2 separate regions of the Homo sapiens genome follow, and region 2 is linked to region 1. A link is a contact called in ENCODE Hi-C or POLR2A ChIA-PET data. All regions are on one chromosome and are shown on one strand. Each heading gives the region's core, a stretch centred on a gene start or an enhancer-like site at or near the end of the contact. The rest is flanking DNA. Distances are from core to core; before and after follow the strand shown. Region 1 holds the start of BAG6 (BAG cochaperone 6). Region 2 holds the start of HCP5 (HLA complex P5).

Region 1 (3,624 bases), core at 992-3,491:
GGGAGGCCGAGGCAGGTGGATCACCTGAGGTCAGGAGTTCAAGACCAGCCTGGCCAACACGGTAAAACCCTGTCTCTACTAAAAATACAAAAATTAGCCGGGCGTGGTAGTAGGCGTCGTCTGTAATCCCAGATACTCAGGAGGCTGAGGCAGGAAAATTGCTTGAACCCAGGAGGCAGAGGTTGCAGTGAGCTGAGATTGCGCCCCAGCCCTCCATCCTGGGCAACAAGAGCAAAACTCCATCTCAAAAAAAAAAAAAAAAGCAAAAAGAGAAATATTTTTCCTAACTACAAACTGACTCTTGGGAAGTACCAGAGTATTTATATACATCTAATCACAAGTCTATATATGGCTTTCTTATATCCAGGTAATATCACATTTTAGAAAACCATGGACCACCCCACATGCAATTTGTCTCCAAGTATTACAGGAGTAAAGACACAGATAGCTATGTCCAAGGCTTTAAGCTCAAGAGACTCAAGCTATGCCATAAAAATTAGTAATTTCACTCAACAGTCTATCAAGGACCTATCTCCATTATGGGTTCTGATTTCTACCCTTTAAGAACACAGCATAGACCTGACCAATGTCTATCAGTAAGACACACTTGCTTAGGGTTCCTGTGCTGTTTCCCTTCCCAAAGGCCAGAGCCATGCCTGTCCCTTTGGGTTGGGGTCCACCCATGATGATGACACACAGATTCTTCCTTCCTCTGTATTTCCCTCTGCATTAAGTTCTATCCATGTGGAGGACAGAACAAAATCAGCCTCACTCACAAAACATCAGAAAACGTTCTACTGGAATACGAACAAAGGGATCAATAAAAATAAAATCTGAGGCCAGGTGCGGTGGCTCATGCCTGTAATACCAGCACTTTGGGAGGCCGAGGAGGGCACATCACCTGAGGTAAGGAGTTCGAGACCAGCCTGACCAACATGGTGAAACCCCGTCTCTACTAAAAATACAAAAATCAGCTGGGTATAGTGGCACACGCCTATAATCCCAGCTACTCAGGAGGCTGAGATAGGAAAATCGCTTGAACCCAAGAGGTGGAAGTTTCAGTGAGTCGAGATCGCGCCACTGCACTCCAGCCTGGAAGACAGGGCGTGACTCCATCTCAAAAAAAAGAAAAAAAAAGAAAATCTGGTGACCAGAAAATCAAGCTCATCTCTCAGGCTAAGGGGCCTAAACGAGGAAAAGCTAAAGGTGTCTTCCAGAACTAGTGAGGTGTCTCACCTGGGCCCCCACAATAAAGGTACGAGTTTGAGAGTCCAAGGTCTTCACCAACACCTCCAAGCTGTCAGGCTCCTCCACAGCGGTACTGGTACTATCATTAGGCTCCATGGCCGACAGGTCTCTAAAGAAGAACGAAGGAAGGAAGGCCCGCTGTTGCCCAGACCAGAGTGTACCCGAAAGACTCCCTAGCATTAATCCCTGCCCCAATACCTAAAAAGTTTCTCCTGCACACACACACATTCACACCTGTCCCCATCCCCCTTCTGATTCCGGGGCACAGGGAGAGAAACACAAAGGGCAGGAGATCGACGGCTTAGGGAGCTGGAGGACGAGAGGTGGGAGGGGCTCCACGACGCCAATCACAATAAGCAGGGAGCCAGTCAGATTAGGAAGGAAGCACGAGACCAGAGACTAGTGTCATCACCGGTCACGGCAGGACAAGCGCCCCAGAGGTCGGAAAATCCTGGGACAACGCGAAAGCGGTGGTCGCCCCACACTCTGCGGAGAAAGTGGTTTCGCGCACGCGCGCCACGCCCATCGAACCCTCCTAACTCACTATAGACCCGAAACGGCACTCACGGGGCGACAGACCTGCTAGCTGACTGCCCGCGTCTACTGCCTTCCCACGGTGTTCCAGCAGAACGGCACAACTAACCCACAGCCAAACACACACACACACACACACACACACACACACACACACACCCACCACCCCGCGGCTCCGCCCCCGACTTCCCCACGGACCGTCACTTCCGGTCTCCCCCAAACCTGCCACCGACGGCCACTTCCGTTTCCCCGATAGTATTTGGGGATCTCGAAGCGATACTTCCGGCTCCCCCCAGGTCCCCAAGCTTTACTTTTGTGGGGCACGACGAGAAAGTCCGCAGCCCCAAACAGTGAGTTTCTGAGGGCGAGTCGGGCCGGGGCCGGCCTAGGTGGGAGGGAGCCGAGCACCCCGAGGAGCCGCCACCGCTGTCGCCCGGGGGACCGTACTACGCCTGCGTGCGTCGCACTACGGATGCGTGGACACTTAAGCATCGCCCCACCCCCTCCCCCCTCTGGCGGCGTTCACGTCTGTGCGCGCGCTTGAGCGCTAGAAGATTGAGGTGGCTACCGTAAATGCCTGAAAAACAGTCACCAGCTGGGACTCTACCACTGCCTCGAGAGGGGCTATGGACGGTCGTATGGACCTTGGACTTTGGAGATGGGGGATTATGCCACATTCATCTATGTTTAAATCTTGGCAGGCTGATAATTTCAGGCGGCACTGTCCTAGCCAGCTAAAACTCTTCTCCACCCTATTGCCCTCGCTGCGCCCTTTCTTCTGTGCCTCCGGAAGTTACTCTTTCAGTAGGCGTTTGGGGGCGGCACTGGTCAATTTTGTTCTCGGTTGCTTGGTTGGGCTAGATTTCGGTTCTGCCGGGTGGGCGTTTTAAGGGCTGTGGGCGTCACATTCGTCGGTGTGTGGCCAAGGGGACATGACACGTTTTAGGAAAAGTAAACGTGCTACTAAGTTGCACGACTTGTCAAGAAAAGAGGCGCTTCCGAGTTTGAGAATTGGGAGCAAATGGAGTCCGAGTGGACAGAAAGACAAGACCCTGACCGTGGGGAATTTAAAGGCCGGCCAGCGTGCTTCCGAAGGCCGGGGGTGGAGGCATTACCGCCTCTCCGTGCCCTCTTCTCTTAACCTGCCCTGGGCCAAGGGCCTCGGCCCCGCGAAACTGCGAGTCCTCCAGAAAGACACATCGCTGTTGGGGTGTCCAACCTTTCTGGGATTCGTAGTTTATACCCAGGTCCTGGTTATATTTTAGTTAAGAGTTCTAATAAGCAGCTGTTTAATGAGCACTTGTGCCAGCCCATATACTACGGGTTTTGTGTATTATTTTAAAAAGCCTTTTAACGAGCTTTTAACATTTTTTAAGTGAGTACACTTAGACGAACATAAGTGTCAGAATTGACAAATCCAGGCCTACAGGACTCCAGATCGAGCACTTGTACTTTACTGCCCCAATAAAAAGCTGTTAACATTTTAGCTTATTTTTTTGAGAGAGGGTCTCGCTTTGTCGCCCAGGCTGGAGTGCAGTGGCGCAATCACAACTCACTGTAGCCTCTGCCTCCCGAGCCCAACCGATCTTCCCACCTCAGCCTCCCTAGTAGGGACCACAGATGCACACCACCACACCTGGCTAATTTTATTTTTATAGAGATGGGGTCTTGCTATGTTGCCCAGCCTGGTCTTGCAGACTTGGCCTCCCAAAGTGCTGGGATTATAGGTGTGAGCTACTGTGCCTAACCACATTTTAGCTTTTTATTACAAAAATTTTCGGCCGGGCGCAGTGACTCACACTTGGGAGGATGAGGCGGGTGGATCACGAGGTCAGGAGTTCA
Region 2 (3,961 bases), core at 613-3,112, 190 kb before region 1:
GGCCAAGCAAAGGGGCTCACATTTATAATTTCACCACTTTGAGAGGCCATGGTGGGAAGATTGCTTTTGAGGCCAACAGTTGCAGAACAGCCTGGGGCACATAATGAGACTGCATTTCTACAAAATATTTAAAAATTAGTCAGCCATGGTGGTGTGCACCTATAGTGCCAGCTGCTCAGGAGACTTGAGGCGGAAGGATCACTTGAGTCCAAGAATTTGAGGTTACAGTGAGCTATGATTGTGCCACTGCATTCTACCCTGGGCAACAGAGCAAGACATTGTCTCTAAAATAAAATAATAAATAAATAAATAGAAATTATAAGAAGAAATAATGTGGTTAAAGACCAGGAAGTGATCTGTGATCCAATAAATATATTTGGTCTTTGCCCCTAGTCCCTGACAGGCAGGTCCTAAAACGCTTGCAGTCCCTCAGTGATAAGCATGATTTTAATATGGCAATGAGATGACTATGGGGTGAGGGGCTCCTAGATAGTTTCAGGATGGAGGCTGCTTGCCAGAAACACCAGCTGTGATTAGAGGATTGGAACTTTCACTGCCATCCCCATCCTCTGGGGAAGAAAAGGGGGCTGGAAGTTGAGCTCAGTCATCAATGGCCAATGATTTCACCAATCTTGCCTACACAATGAAACTTCCATAGACACCTCTAGACAGTGAGTTTTGGAGAACTTCCCAGTTGGTGAGCACATCCGCATGTCCACGTGCTGGGAGGACGGCACACCTCATCTCCATAGAGACAGAGGCTTCTGCGCTTATATCTTTCTGTAAGGCAGACACCCTTGTTTCTAGGAGGGACCTAGGGTGGACTGTGGATTCTTTCTCTGGGGCAAATAAAAATGTAGAATCAGAAAATTCAGGCACTTTGCACTCCTCATGGGACACTCCAGCAGCACTCACGTGACCATCCTGAGAATGGACAGGACACCTGAGGTGGGGAAGGGAGCACAGAACCCAGACACCAGCCTGGACACAGGCACCTGGGATAATCTCCTATTCCTTGGAAAGTTCCAGTATCTGAGGGAGGAACAGTGACTTCTGGTCCTGACCTGAGTGGAGACCGAGGGACTCAGAAGAGCTGGAATCAGACCCCCACACACACTGAGTATGAGTCAGAGAACAAGGCCTGAGAGAAAAAGTCACAGTGCCCAAGACTGCTGCAGGGGTCAAAGGGGACTGCTGATCAGTGTTCCAGGGATTTGCTCCAGATTAATCTGAGTCATGGAAAAACTGCCTTTCTTTTGTTTCTAAACAAATACCTGCAAAGACAAAAGACCACATAAATCCCCAGGTGCACAACTTTTTCAGATTTAAAGAAAAAACAACCCCCGTCTTTCCCTCCATTCCCAGGAGAAGCTCACTCTGTGGCATCAAGCTGCCTGGGTGAGCTCTCTTCTAGAAGAGTCCAGGGGGACAGGCAAGGAATGGGAGGCAGGAAGTCCAGTTCAGGGAGGGGGATTCTGGGATGAAAAGTGAAGGGAGAGGGACTGAGCCCATGCTGAGGGTTTTTCTCTGGTTTCTCAGACAGCTCCGGGGCCAAGATTCGGGGAGACATTGAGACAGAGCGTTTGATATAAAAGAAGGGGGTAAGAGCCAAGTCCCAGGGCCCGGAGCTTGGCTCTCTGGGCTTCAGGCCCCGAGGGCGGTGCCTGGGATGGGCCGGCTCAGCTTTGGGGTTTCCCGAGCTCCGCTCTCTCTCTTCCACCTTTCCCAACCTGTGTCAGGTCCTTTTACCTGGATACTCATGATGCGGCCTCAGTTCTCACTTCCATTGGGTGTTGGGTTCCTAGATCAGCCAATCAGTGTCGCCGCGGTTCCTGGTTCTAAAGTCCTCGCCGGCCCACCGGGACTCAGATTCTCCCCAGACGCCAAGGTTGCGGGTCATGGAGTCCCGAACCCTCCTCCTGCTGTTCTCGGGAGCCGTGGCCCTGATCCAGACCTGGGCAGGTGAGTGCGGGGTCGGGAGGGAAAAAGCCTCTGCGGGAAGGAGCGAGGGGCCCGCCCGGAGGAGTAAATCTGCACATATATTTAATTACAGATTACAATTACAATCAAGGCAGAAATGATCTCATTTTTACATTACAACTCTGGAAAAGGCAATAGACTGAGATGCAAGTGTGCCCCCAAGTGATGGGCAGAAGGAGAGAAGGTGTTTTGGATGCATTCTAGAACACAGGTAATCTAAGGAGAGTTGATCAAGGCCGTGGAAGAGTCCTCCAGCCACTATTGGCCATCAAAGGAGTCCTCTGTGTCCCAGGAATGGTCCTGCTTTGGTGTCCCTGGTGTGACCCATCACCCGCTGGGAACAGCCTGAGAGAAGTAGGGCCTCTGCACCAATGCTGCTGAGGATGTCAGAGCACAGGAACGAGGCCTTGGGAAATTACCTGGAAATGCGACTGAAATCTTCCTTCCTGAGGGGTCTGGGCTCTTGGAAATCAAACCCTCTCAGGTTGGGTGGCTGGACGATTCTCCTCACACTTACAATGGGACAAGGGGAACCAGGAGGCCCCCAAGGGGATCCCTGGGTTCCACACGAACTCCTCCTACCCTCATTGTGTGACAGCAGCCATGCCTCCTCCTGGGGATCAGGATCTATTACCTGTGCCTGGAGAGGAGGGGACTCCTCTTCTCACCCGCTGGTCTCTGGACACATACTGTCCAATTCCCCTGTGGCAGCTGTAATGTGTAGTTCAATGGGCACTCATTTGTCCCCTTTTAAGGGTACCCTCCTTTAGAATCCAGGACCTTCTACCCTGCAGAGTGTGGTTTTGGGAGAGAAGTGCAAAATCCCACGACAGGTGAGTTGAAGGAATGGGATATGGAGCCACATCCACTTCCACCCCTTGGTATCTGGACCCACGTGTTCTTCCTACTGAGATTACAGAACTGTAGAGATGTCTTTGATTTTTAAAATGCACCATGTCCTGAAAGATGGCACCCTCCCACCCGCAGAGTGCTTCCTGCAAGCTGGCGTTGAGCTGTGCCTATAGAAGCTCTTTTCAACATTCTTTATGGCCAGCAGCCCTTGGTTGGTGCAGATGGTGATAGGACCAGTGGGTCCCACAGCATGGCCACACTGCACCTCCTTCGCTGTCAAGTGGGTCCCCCACGAAGATACTGCACGGAGAGCAGTGCCAAGCCTGTGGATCAGGAATATCAACAGCCCCCAGAGAGTGGTGCTGGCTGAGGGTCTGAGAGCAGGACAGGAAAACCCACCTATGGAATAGGTGCCTATCCCTGTGAAGATGAACCTCTGGCCCTTCCAGGATGGAAGGAGTGCAATGTAGTCAACTCCTCACTTAGGGTCTGGTTGGTCACCTAAAGAAATAGAGCCCTACCAGGGAAGATCATTGGGTTCAAATGCTGATGAGTAGGACATTTAGAGGTGGCAGTGTCTGGATCTACCTTGGTAGGAGGGAGTCAGTACTGTTGGACCCATAGGTAGCCTCATCCCTGCCACTGTGTTTGCTCCATTTATGTACCCATCCTACCCGGCCTGGGCTGACCCATGGGGAAGGCTGGCTAATTTCAGTGCTTCTGCTTGGTTGTTCAGGGCCATTTCAGGTTTGGGTGTTTTCTGGGGATGTTAACATGGGATTCAGGCTCAACTCACAAGAAACTTTTCCATCTCATGATGGATGCTGTTGGGCATGTCCAATGTATGACTTCATGAGTTACACAGATGCTAATTCGTAGGGGCACTTGGAATCACATGGTTGTTTTGTGTCCCATGGTCAAGCATTCTATCTTATCAGGGCCTACAGTAACATGCCAAAAGTTGCTTCCAACATATTTCTCTGCTTTGGATGGGGCATATTTCTGTGCTGTGGATGACATGGCCTTACTCCAGAATCCCAGGCCCTCCACTGTGACTCTCCTACTGGTGCTTGGTTCAGCTCCACCCCAAATCTTACCCCACCACTGGCACTTTCAGCACCAGGGGGTC

The links. A loop is a pair of places that touch in the nucleus more often than their neighbours do. ChIA-PET counts read pairs that join two places held with the same protein, here RNA polymerase II (POLR2A). Pooled maps may share reads with other maps.
Region 2: a pooled map shows a loop between it and region 1 (5-fold over the local background). The contact joins the promoter of HCP5 here to the promoter of BAG6 in region 1. A Hi-C loop is called at or near these places in 7 of 50 pooled maps. POLR2A ChIA-PET finds 5 or more read pairs at or near these places in 2 of 52 experiments (HCT116 and K562).

Annotation. Positions count from the first base shown.
Region 1 is chr6:31,650,420-31,654,043 of GRCh38, forward strand. BAG6 (BAG cochaperone 6) reads right to left here and starts at 2,242. Exons shown (of 26, transcript NM_001387994.1): 1 at 2,005-2,242; 2 at 1,237-1,357. The coding sequence starts at 1,344. It also overlaps a transcript of APOM not described here. RefSeq lists enhancers at 1,111-1,690, 1,691-2,270, 2,271-2,850.
Region 2 is chr6:31,461,318-31,465,278 of GRCh38, forward strand. It overlaps HCP5 (HLA complex P5), which reads left to right and starts at 1,863. Exons shown (of 2, transcript NR_040662.1): 1 at 1,863-1,962; 2 at 2,054-3,961. It also overlaps the pseudogene HLA-X. RefSeq lists enhancers at 1,158-2,357, 1,635-1,929.